Linked DNA regions of Homo sapiens: region 1 is linked to region 2. The links are chromatin loops, found by intact Hi-C in ENCODE. Cell type or tissue: PC-3. All regions are shown on one strand. Each heading gives the region's core, and the rest is flanking DNA. Links, peaks and the distances in the headings are about the cores only.

Evidence for each region. Peaks named below come from ENCODE experiments on the same cell type or tissue, not always from the same donor. Only the 100,000 strongest peaks of a DNase experiment are listed, where the experiment ranks them.
Region 1: a loop joins it to region 2, with 6 times the contacts of the local background. A loop is called at or near these places in 25 of 110 quality-filtered maps.

The regions. Positions count from the first base shown.
Region 1 is chr3:79,494,030-79,500,590 of GRCh38, reverse strand. All of the region lies in intron 2 of ROBO1 (roundabout guidance receptor 1), which reads left to right. Among named protein-coding and RNA genes, the nearest start is that of MIR3923, 11 kb to the left of the region's middle. In PC-3, for the core only: a CTCF peak has its summit at 2,908 (motif pointing right); no DNase peak of the experiment used is centred there.
Region 2 is chr3:78,655,852-78,662,412 of GRCh38, reverse strand. It overlaps ROBO1 (roundabout guidance receptor 1), which reads left to right. Exons shown (of 31, transcript NM_002941.4): 15 at 299-420; 16 at 1,152-1,383; 17 at 2,606-2,727; 18 at 5,144-5,315. Among named protein-coding and RNA genes, the nearest start is that of LINC02077, 610 kb to the right of the region's middle. In PC-3, for the core only: CTCF peaks have their summits at 2,637 and 2,836 (motif pointing left); a DNase peak (open chromatin) is centred at 2,822.

The DNA.
Region 1 (6,561 bases), core at 1,240-5,239, 840 kb before region 2:
AGTCATCAGGTCTTCACGGACAGGATGATAGAGGGAGAAGCACGGTGACAGTCTTGCAAGGGCAGGTGCGTCACAGGAGCAATGAAAGAGGAAAACAAGAAAGACATCAACAACAATGGAGCTCAGCACCTCACTGAGGACAAATTAAAACTTGCGGCTGGGGCCAAGCCCGGTGGCTCACGCCTGTTATCCCAGCACTTTGGGAAGCCGAGGCAGGTGGATCACCTGAGGTCAGGAGTTCGAGACCAGCCTGGCCAACATGGTGAAACCCTGTCTCTACTAAAAATACAAAAAGTAGCCTGGCGTGGTGGCGCATGCCTGTAATCCCAGCTATTCCGGAGACTGAGACAGGAGAATCGCTTGAACCTGGAGGCGGAGGTTGCAGCGAGCTGAGATAGCACCATTGCACTCCAACCTGGGCGACAGAGCGAGACTTCTTCTCAAAAAAAAAAAAAAAAAAAAAAAAAAAAAGAGAAAACTTACTGCCGCATGGGATGGCTCACGACTGTAATCTCAGCACTTTGAGAGGCTGAGGTGGGTGGATCACCTGAGGTCGGGAGTTTGAAAGCAGCCTGACTAATACGGTGTAACCCCATCTCTAGTAAAAAATACAAAAATTACCCGGGCATACTGGCACACGCCTGCAATCCCAGCTACTCGGGAGACTGAGGCATGAGAATTGCTTGAACCAGGGAGGCGGAGGTTGCAGAGAGCCAAGATTGCGCCCCATCACTCTCGGGCAACAGATAAAATCAATCAATTAATTAATTAAATTAAAACTTGCCCAGTCATTGATCTTAATGAAGGTCTTAATAAAGATCTCCCAATCTCGGGAGATACTGGTAGCTACAAAAGCTGCCTCTTGTACCTAGTGTAAATTATCTGATATGTCCAATGACAAAACTCACATTACCATAACACAATATTTATTTTCTTATTCTGTTAATGTTTTAATTTTAAAAGAAGTTTCGAATCTTATTCTGTGTTTAATGATCTGCTTGTGGTCATTGTTTTGAAGGAATAAGGGAAAAATTGAATAAGGGGAAAGGTTGTGATTGTTTAATCCATAGACAGTATATACCACAATGTAAAATATGAAATTGAAATATTTATAAGAAATAACAAAAATAGCCTACAGGTTGGACTAATTGTCTTATGTATTATTTTAGCTCATTTAGCTTTAGTTTGCTTTACAGATGTATTTAGCATTCTTTAAATAGCCTAGGACTATTTTTAATTACTTTATAATTTCTGATAGACTTAGCCAGCTTAAATTGTTTTTAAAGACTGGTTTTGGGCCGGGCGCGGTGGCTCAAGGCTGTAATACCAGCACTTTGGGAGGCCAAGGTGGGTGGATCACCTGAGGTCGGGAGTTCGAGACCAGCCTGGCCAACATGGCGAAACCCCGTCTCTACTAACAATTCAAAAATTAGCTGAGCGTGGTGGTGCGTGCCTGTAATCTCAGGTACTCAGGAGGCTGAGGCAAGAGAATCCCTTGAACCGGAGAGGCAGAGGTTGCAGTGAGCTGAGATTTCGCCATTGCACTCCAGCCTGGGCGACAAAAGCAAAATTCCATCACATACACAAAAGTTAATAAAAATTTAAAAAATTAAAGAATGGTTTTGAAATGTAAGCATTTGTTAATGAGTAAACAAGGGATATAGTTGACTAAATATTCATTTTATAATTTTTCATATGGTAAGTGGAATCACAAATCTTTTTTTTTTCTTTTTTTCTGAGGCAAAGGTGAAATTTCGCTCTTGTTGCCCAGGCTGGAGCACAATGGCTCAATCACTGCAACCTCTGCCTCCCGGGTTCAAGTGATTCTCCTGCCTCAGCCTCCCGAGTAGCTGGGATTACAGGCGCCCACCTCCACACCTGGCTAATTTTTGTATATTTAGTAGAGACGGGGTTTCACCACGTTGAGCAGGCTGGTCTTGAACTTCTGACCTCAGGTAATCCACCTGCCTCGGCCTCCCAAAGTGCTGGGATTACAGGCGTGAGCCACCGTGCCCGGCCACAAATCATATTTTTTATACTATTAGTTGCGCTACCATATTTTTAAACTGTTTTTTAGGACAAGGTATACTGTCGAATTACAGAAATAAGATTCTCATCTTAAACCTATATATGCTTAAATTAGGTATTGTAAAAGATAAGCAACAGTAATATTAAAGTAAGAATCAACAAATGATGCAAACTGTTGAATTTATAATAACATAGTTTTAAGTGCCTACCGTAAATAGAATATATTTTGTATTTTGTACAATATCATGCATTCACACCTCTTCCATATGGCGGTATAAATTAGGAAAATCGATCTACATCAATATGTATTGAAATTATAAAATAAAAAATAACAGATATAATACAATAAAATGTTTTCTTTGAAAAGCAAATCAAAAGATGACAAAAATGCTTTTGAAAAATTATTTTTTCATATTTCTGTGAACACTGGTTCTTATTTGTTGATAGTAAAAGCTTTTCAAATTATCGTTTTTCATAAAATACTGTGTTGGTCATTCTAATTGTAGAGAGATGAGATTCGATGATAGTTTCATACAATCAGGTTAGGTAACATTGCTCAGCAAAAATTCGAAGCAAATAAAATTATATTCCTGAGCTATTTATTATTTCTACTATTCTTGTTATATGATTATATGACTAACAACACCTTCTTGGCCTTTAATGGCTATGAGACACTTTATTTTTATTTTCAAATTTTTGATTTTTAAAAATACCAAACCTATCAACTACAACAAATTAATTGAAAAGATTTTATAGTACTTACCGTTTTAAAAGAAAAATATTAATTTGTTTTTAAAATTGTAATAGTAAACTGAATTGCACATATTGAAAGCACCAAAATATAATTCAACTGCCTATCTTTAAAGTTCCACTAGAGGGCAACATGTGCCAAGATTTTTGTCCCTTCGCAGTTTCAAGGGGGATAATCAAATTTTAATCTTTTTTCATCAATAAATGTCATTTACTTAATATTTAGCATCGGTCAGCATTAATTGTTATTTTTATGATGCACATGTGGTTCTTCGTGAATATTGTCTCACTTATAAAAGATAATATTGTGAATGTTGCTCTGATTTCAATTAATCAATACTTTTCCAGTTACCATAATTACAAGAAGACAAAACACAAAACAAAAAAGATATTATTTTATATGTAATGAGTTTTTAAATCAAATAATTTCATATGTGTTTTAAAGTATAAATATGTTAAGGAGTTACAGGTTAACGAAAAATAAAATAAAAAATCTTGGGAGATGTTGGTAGTAAATTTGAAATTCAGTTTTGACAAAATAAAAGCATTTGTTCATTACACATTCTCAGAGACCATTTTAAAAAGAAAAACTGGTTAAATAATGTGTATCAGACGAACAATTCTCAATCTTTTCTGAGAAATAGAATCTGCTTGAAACTTGCAGCATCGCCATTTTCTTTAAGTCTTTCCAAGCAACATCACCCTAACTACAGCCTGTCCTCTCTTACCTTCTGCTTCTCCTCAGATTCTTTAATATTTACACTTTAAAAAAATCTAAATATGAGTAGTTGTCCCTGAGACAGCGATGTTAGAGAGAGCATAATGTTTTATCTTCTTTTGTTTGCAAATAACTTTTTCTTAAGAGAGCAAAGCAACATTGACAGGTTGGGAAGAGATAAACAACCAGTTTTGGAAAATGATAATGTACATTTTAATGCAATCATATTTAGAAACAATGATTTACATATGTGATAGTATACTTTAATTCCCTATGACAGATATTATACAGTAATGGACATAATTGTCACCTATTGCAATGAAATAGTAACATTTTCTCCATAATTTTTACTGAGTTAATAATATTACATTTAAAGGCTATTTTGATAGGTATAAAAATGATGGGTGCGGCCGGGCGCGGTGGCTCACGCCTGTAATCCCAGCACTTTGGGAGGCCGAGGCGGGTGGATCATGAGGTCAGGAGATCGAGACCATCCTGGCTAACAAGGTGAAACCCCGTCTCTACTAAAAAAAAATACAAAAAATTAGCCGGGCGCGGTGGCGGGCGCCTGTAGTCCCAGCTACTCGGGAGGCTGAGGCAGGAGAATGGCGTGAACCCGGGAAGCGGAGCTTGCAGTGAGCCGAGATTGCGCCACTGCAGTCCGCAGTCCGGCCTGGGCGACAGAGCGAGACTCCGTCTCAAAAAAAGATGGGTGCGCAGCATTATACCAAAAATGTAACCAGCAAAGATTTGTTTTTTTTTATTGTCAAATCACAATCCAGATAAACTATCGTTTTTACTTACATATTATATACATAGAAAGAATATACCTGTAAGAGGTTTTAAGTGCTTTACGAGTCTTTTTTTTTTTTTTTTTTTTTTGAGACAGAGTCTTGCTCTGTCACCTAGTTTGGAGTGCATTGGTGTGATCTTGGCTCACTGCAACCTCCAACTCCCAGGTTCAAGATATTCTCACTCCTCATCCTCCCAAGTAGCTGAGATTCCAGGCACGTACCACCACACCTGGCTAATATTTGTATTTTTAGTAGAGACGGGGTTTCACCATGTTGGCCAGGCTGGTCTCCAACTCCTAAACTCAGGTGATCCACCCGCCTTGGCCTCCCAAAGTGCTGGTATTACAGGTGTAAGCCACTGTGCCTGGCCTACCTATGTCATTTTTTAACATTCCTATTTCCCTACGCAATAAGTGCTATTATTTTATCTCCATTCATAAGTGAGGAAACTGAGGTATTGATGTTAGCGAAATAGATATTGATGTTAGCAAAACAGAAAATTAGAAGAATATATTGATTTATAAACTGAGATATAAGGAAAAAGAGATACAGAAAGAAATGTTCATTTTCAATAGTACTTCTAAAATTAATATATAAGATTATGAAGAAGTTTTGGAAAGTATCATTTTAACCGCATGTATCAAAGTTAGATAATATCAACTCTCAACAATGAATGGCAGAAATCAGCACCCTTCCACATAACACTTCCCCCTTATGTCTTAATTATATTAGTTTTATAAATATTTTAATGTCAAAGTTTAAGACTTTCCATTTAATTCTGTAACCATAATCCATATGGTTGCTTAGCCTTAGATATGTATTTAAATAGATCTTTTTCAGGATGTCATTTTTGAAACATTTATTTTCATTTCTGGGTTTTTTTATGTATTTCAAAAATGTTCTTTTCAAGAAGGAATTACATATTCCCCAAGTATTCTTGTGACTCTTGTCTATTATTTTTATACTTTGAAGCCAATTGTCAGAGTACACTTTGAATTACTGTTGTTATTGTTCGCCCCTCTTTATGTGATTGTTACTCTGGAGAATTCTGATAGGTAAGAATTGCCCTCTTGAATGAGATCTGCTCTTTCTTTGTCCCAATTACCATATGATTATTTATTAAATTACATTTATTTGTTCAAAAATGCTTATTAAATACTCATCTACTAAATATAGTATCTAGAGATATAATCATGCTTTTAAAAATCTGGCTTTCAGAGTATACATTCTAATCAGGGTAAGAGGCAATAAACAAATTATCTATCTATCTATCTATCTACCTATCTGTCAATCTATCTATGTCAGATGGTGATCCATTCTTTAGAGGAAAGTAAAACAAAGTGTAGAAATATTGGATTAGGTGTAAGCGCTGATGCATTTTCAGGTAGGATCATTATCGGAAGCCTCCCTATTAGGGGTCATATGGATAAATTAGTCTTGAGAATATCTGACTCAGTGATCATTTTGCATCAGTTTTTCCTGCAGTAACTGTTTCTTTTCAACTTGTGGATTCAAATACTCATTTAATATTTTTTTCTGTTATATCTTGAAATTGTTTTCTATTCGTTCTTCATTTTGTACACTTTTTTTGTGGAAACCAATTATGTTAATGCCAAAAGTGCTTTCTTTACTATTCTCCTCTATTGTGTTTTGTGCAATTGCCTTTGCTCTTTTTTGAATTTGTTTTATGTGGATTCCTCACATCTCTGGATTCTGAATCTGTTAATGTGTATTTCTTCTGTTTTGTTTCATCTTCATTTGTTTCTCTTAACTCTGTAGTTCACTTTTCATCCTTTGTCTTCCAAGTCTGTTCCTTGCTAGTTTCCTTACTTTTAAAAAATTGTATTTTTTTGCAGATAGCCCTTTTATTTGTTTCCTTGTGTTTTAAACAAAATTATAAAACTTCATTGAGGTTAAGGAAAATTATCTAAAGAACCTATTTTTATGTAATTTTTATGATATATAACCTTTACATGACTTTTTATTGTGGCTTATTCCTTAATTGTTTGTGTGTTTTACAGGTTTCTTCTATAAGTCTCATGCTGAATTATTAATGTTTAAAATTTGCCTTTGGATGTGGATTCAAAAAAGATGAATTCACCTTTTTTGCTGAAAAAAGTATGGAGCATGGGGCGTGGGGAGAAAAAAAGTGTGGAGATGGAGACAGTGGAGCAGTCCAAAGTCCACATCTCATAGTACTTGGCACGCATTCTTCAGGAGATTTCTAATAAGCAGTCTTATTCTTACATGACTTTTAGAGCAAATAGTTCA
Region 2 (6,561 bases), core at 1,040-5,039:
ATGATAGGAGGAGCCACTAAATGTTGTTATTTGCCATTGTTGTCTTTGCTTCCTGCTCTTTTTGCCTTTCTATAATATATGTCCTCTGCGTTCTCTCTACTCTCTCTATCCCCTCTTACTTTCCTGATCCTAATAAAAAGGTTAAATTATTCCTTTTTTTTTTTTTTTCCGAATCACAGCCTGGCTTGGACTCTTCTTTACTGAGAGTTGCTATGAATGAACAGTTTGTTTCACCATGCTTTCATTCCGTTCAGTAACGTTGTGCAGACCCTGACACAGTTTTCTTGACTTGTTGTAGATGTCCTACCAACAAGTCAGGGGGTGGACCACAAGCAGGTCCAGAGAGAGCTGGGAAATGCTGTTCTGCACCTCCACAACCCCACCGTCCTTTCTTCCTCTTCCATCGAAGTGCACTGGACAGTGAGTTGTTACAATATTTGATCTCAGTTTTAATAAGCGTCTGCGAGATCATTGCAATGCATATAAAATGTAACTATCTGTTGCCTACTTGTACATTAATGATAACTTTATAGTGTAAGCACTGTTTATTACAGTAGCTATTAGTTTGGTTTAAACAGAAAAACATTGCATCTTGAGCCTATTTTTTTCCTATTGTGCTGCAGTAGTGAACTTGACCTGTCTCAGGAAAGAAACAGATAGTATTAACTGTGTTATGTAACTTGTGATAGGATCATTATTACATGAATCTTTTAAACTTAGAAATATTTCCAAGTAGTATTAAGTAGGCTTTTAAAATCAGAAAATCATCAAACATTTTAGCTTCTCATCCCCTTGACCCAGGGATGTCCTACATGCAATGTCAGAGCTGCCATCAGGCCTCACATTTCTGCATGAAGCATAGAAGTTAATGCCACCGAAATTTTTATCAAAAGATAGTGGAATTTTTTCAGTATTCTACTTATTTGAATGTTTTAGCTGAAGATTCTTTTGGATTTTCTATGAGCACACTCATGTTGTCCACAAATAATGATTTTTATTTTTTCCTTTCTAATTCTTACACATTTCTTGTGTAAGAATGTGGGATGAAGCCAGACAGAATTTTGTGCATTTTATAACGTTTAATTTTTATTATTTTCTGATGAACCAATACAATAATATGAATAATTACATTTTACTTGTCTTTTTAATAGGTAGATCAACAGTCTCAGTATATACAAGGATATAAAATTCTCTATCGGCCATCTGGAGCCAACCACGGAGAATCAGACTGGTTAGTTTTTGAAGTGAGGACGCCAGCCAAAAACAGTGTGGTAATCCCTGATCTCAGAAAGGGAGTCAACTATGAAATTAAGGCTCGCCCTTTTTTTAATGAATTTCAAGGAGCAGATAGTGAAATCAAGTTTGCCAAAACCCTGGAAGAAGGCAAGTATGATGAAGCGTTTGATTTCCATGCATTGCAGTATATTTGTTAGAATTTTATTAGCTTAATTTAAATTGTTATAATGTTAATAGTGGCATTAATTACTAACTTTCTTGATATTGAACATACATTTTGCTAACAGTATTTGTTTATTTAGAAAACTAGAAAAGCAAAATGCTATAATAGTTGACTTGCTTCAATAGTGGCCTACCTCAAATGTGTAAATGTGAACATTATATTACTTAATGGCATATAGAAATTTAATTATTCAGAACTAAAATTCACATTTAAAAATGAAATTGTTTTCCGTTTGGTTTATTTTCCATTCAGCATTTTCTATTTGTTTATTTTGATCCATGATTTGAATAATGTGTTGATTTGCCCAGGACTTCGTGGGATTAGCATTTTCTTCCTAAATCTCATCTCTTTTAAAACACCTCAGTTCTAGACAAATCACTATAGCTGACCACCCTATTCCTAGAAATTAAACAATATTTACATAAAGGTAAAAGATTACATTAACTAACAACAGGATTTTTCCCAACATGTCTTTGTCACTTTGGCTGTATAAGTAATTATCATGAATGATTAATATTCATTTTCATACTTTTGAACATTTCGGGGGAGAACATGAGACTAGAGTTACACGGTAGAAGAAATAGGAATTGTCCTGGGATGTTTGGTGGAAACAAGGTATTTAACTTTGGTTATGGAAAATTCACCGTGGCAGTGAATTAGCATTGAGTGAGGAACAACTTAGGTAGTTTGGGACTATTCAGACTTGGATGAGATACATCTTTAAAACATATGCAGCTGGGCACAGTGGCTCACGCCTGTAACCCCAGCACTTTAGGAGGCTGAGGCGGGCGGATCACCTGAAGTCACGAGTTCGAGACCAGCCTGGCCAAGGCGGTGAAACCCCATCTCTATTAAAAATACAAAAATTAGTGGGGCATGGTGGTGGGTGCCTGTAATCCCAGCTACTCAGGGGGCTGAGGCAGGAGAATCGCTTGAACCCGGGAGGGGGAGGTTGCAGTGAGCCGAGATCATGTCACAGCACTACAGCCTAGATGACAGAGCGAGCCTCCGTCTCAAAAAAAAAAAAAAAAAAAAGCATATATTGATATAGTATTAATACATCTATTATTGGGTTTGATATTAATTACCTGCTTTCAGTGTTCTCTAGCACATTCTAATAACCTACCTTTTAAAACAATTTAATAGCACCCAGTGCCCCACCCCAAGGTGTAACTGTATCCAAGAATGATGGAAACGGAACTGCAATTCTAGTTAGTTGGCAGCCACCTCCAGAAGACACTCAAAATGGAATGGTCCAAGAGTATAAGGTATGAGTATAATATATATATATATTAATGTCCTGATGGGCAGCCCCCACCATTCATAAAGAAAAAGCAGGCTGGTATTTGTTTATGGATATTTGGCGCCATCTGCTGGTCCAAATAGCAACATGTAAAATTATTTTTAAAACGCTTTCTTGTTTATTCAGTGATTTTGAAATTCTGATTCAGGTGGTCTGACAGGGGCCCTTGCACATATATCTTGGTGAATCTTTTGGCGATTCTGATGTGCATCCTTAGTTAAGGCCCAAATAAGACTATACATGTTCTTCTGAGGAGCAAATTAATCTGTACGGTAACCAAGTATCCTGAGCAGAATTTTAAGTTTATTTTATTTTCAAAAGATTTTTAAAAACAAATTGAGAAACCTCTTTATGAAATTTGTGTATATGAACAGTGTATTTTTTAAAGTATTTAAAAGACTGCCATAAGTGCACTGTGGATGTTTTAAGATATTTCAAGTAAGATTTTCTAGATAATTGAGGCATTAAAAGGTAAAAGTCTCTGTACTTTTAAGTGTTTTCTTAAGAGTTTCAAGGCTGTCTCAATACTGAGGAGTGACAGGATACTATGTGTTAGTCTAGAAAAATAGAATGTTATAGAAGATTTTTAAGGATTTAAAATGGGTGATGTCTCAGCTCTCAAGCTAAATTGTGGAATGTAGGCATTTTCCCCTAAGAGTCAGAACTCATTTCTCTCCTGAAGAAATGCAAAAGGGTGGATTTCACGTAACTTCATGGTCAATTTAAAATAATAAAATGCCTTTCAGAACCTGATTGACTGGTACAAAATCAGTTTGTGGCTTTGGTTCAGCTGTATAATGTAAATGGGATTTTTAAAAAAATCACAAAAGAGTCTTAATTTCCAAATGGTCAGCTCCTGGTATAGGGTCTGAGCATTTCTTGGTGTTATGTATTGAAACTATATTAAAATAATATTAACTTTCAAAGAAAATATAAAAAGATAAATGATGGAAGAGACTAGGCTTAGATTTCTTTTAAATCTCACTTCCTATTAGAGTTTAGACAATTGTCTACTTAAAGTTAATGGTATATATTGCTTGAGAACATCATAAGGAATATAGAGTATGTCAGTTGGGCGCTGTGGCTCACGCCTGTAATCCCAGCACTTTGAGAGGCCGAGGCAGGCAGATCATCTGAGGTCAGGCCGGCCTGGCCAACACAGTGAAAGCCCGTCTCTACTAAAAATACAAAAATTAGCTGAGTGTGGTGGTGCACACCTTTAATCCCAGCTACTCAGGAGGCTGAGGCAGGAGAATCACTGGAACCCGGGAGGTGGAGGCTGCAGTGAGCCAAGATTGCACCACTACACTGCAGCCTGAGCCACAGAGCAAGACTCCATCTCTAATGATAATAATTAATAATAATGAGCATGTTTTTCTATAGATCATTTTCTTATGGAAACTGAGCTTGAACATTGTCGTGCACCATATCCAAGTTCTTAAACATCGCAGAAGATCACTCACTGATGAATCTGTTAGTGAAATTTAAAACAAGGATTATAGAATAGTTTGAAAATCTCAATTTCTTGAGAATAGTTTTGTATCACAAATATTATTAGCCAAGTTAATCAGGTAACTCTTTGTTATTAGAAGAATGCTTTTTTCACATCAAATATGTATTGCTATTCTTTATGTTCTCATGTATGCTGTGAAGGACTGATAGTCCCATTTAAATAGAAGAGCAGAGGGCAAATTGTCTCTCATTGATAATATAGTTCAGTGTACCAGAGGTTGAATAAAATCCTGAGATGAGGCTCACTCCTTGTGTGCAGTTTTATTTTTAATAATCATATTTGTGCAAACTACTTTAGAGTATTCAGAAGCTCTCCTTCCTTTTCAATCAACTACTCCTTGTAAAATGTGATGTTCCAGTGCCCATGCCAGGCAGGTTGATCCCAGAGAACTGTTGAAGTACGAGGCTTGGCGTTTCCTACTCATTTTTGTTTTACAATATCTGGTCATCTGGGTCATGCCTAGAATGCAAATGTTGAATGAGTATTATTCTTGATCTGCATAGACACAGCTATCTGCAAGGTACTTATTTAGCTGGCAGATAATGTGTTGGTGTTAAAAAGAAATCTAAATGAAGTGGGCTGATAGAAACTACTACCTTCAAGCACAGATTTGTAGACTTACCTGATAGAACCTTTTAAAAGTATATGAGAAAGTAATAAAGATGCCTTGAAACTACTTTTAACGTTAAACTTGACCAGAAGATTGTTCATAGAACTAGATTTTAGGGAAAAAATGACTTTGGAAACTTCTTATGGTAGTGCATGACAGTTTAGTACTCTGTCTGGGTCTAAAACTGCAACCCTGTGTTGATCTTTGCATTCATTTAGGTAATTTACCAGCTTGATTTTTGTGATGTGCTTCTTACAGGTTTGGTGTCTGGGCAATGAAACTCGATACCACATCAACAAAACAGTGGATGGTTCCACCTTTTCCGTGGTCATTCCCTTTCTTGTTCCTGGAATCCGATACAGTGTGGAAGTGGCAGCCAGCACTGGGGCTGGGTCTGGGGTAAAGAGTGAGCCTCAGTTCATCCAGCTGGGTGAGTGTCAGTGCAGATCCAGTTTGACAATCTCTCACTCTACCATGTGTCCCACTTTGCTTTTTTGCATGTGGCTGAGCCACCCACCATTGCTAATTTAATAGAATATGGAATATGGCTTAGAGCTACAAAAAGGTGTTAGCTTTACTTAATATGTAGGAGAGAGAAAGAGAGAGAGAGAGAAAGAGAGAGAGAGAGAGACAGACTAGATGTAGATATATGGACGTAGATATCTCAACTAAACTTGAACATATCTAAGCACACATTTTTGATATTTCAGGCAAAAGGTTGTCAATATTCAATGTTATCCTAATCCTGTCCTATATAATTTTTTTATCTATTCAACAAATGCTATTAATTGAGCACCAAGGATACCTCCGTGAACATGAAAGACAGTCTGCACCTTCATGGAACTCACAGTTGCTTGGATTTAAGATCAAACAAATAGGCCAGGTGCGGTGGCTCATGCCTGTAATCCCAACACTCTGGGAGGCCGAGGCAGGCAAATCACGAGGTCAGGAGATCGAGACCATCCTGGCTAACATGGTGAAACCCCGTCTCTACTAAAAATACAAAAAAACTAGCTGGGTGTGGTGGCGGGCGCCTGTAGTCCCAGCTACTTAGGAGGCTGAGGCAGGAGAATGGCGTGAACCTGGGAGGCGGAGCTTGCAGTGAGTCGAGATTACACCACTGCACTCCAGCCTGGGCGACAGAGTGAGACTCCCTATCAAAAAAAAAAAAAAAAAAAAAAATCAAATAAGCAAACTTCAATTTAAAACTTAAACCAGGTATTAGAAGTTTATAGCAACGACCAATTTATATTCACAGGTAGTGTCTATTTAAAATTGTAATTGTTTATTATAACAAAAGGTAGATTGAGATGTCAAAGAGTATTGGAATATGTTTATATGCTGATTGCTTAGAAAGTTAAACACAATTTGTGCCTCAAACGTGGTTAGATGAATTAAAAAAAAAACTAACATCAAAAGCTTCATTACCACAATTCACTCTGGGCAATATGGCATGAACATAAAGTACAAATTAGTAAGTGCATGCTAGTAAAATCTAAAACAAACAATAACAAAACAATGACAAAATACCATTGTAACTGAAAAGCAAGAAGAAAGGTTCAAATATTAAGAAGCTACATGTAAATTATGAATGATGCCAAGAAGCATATAGCACCTTTATGTTTTTGTCTTCCAGATCAGAAGTTAAGCATTAGTAGTATTTTATTACTAGCGAA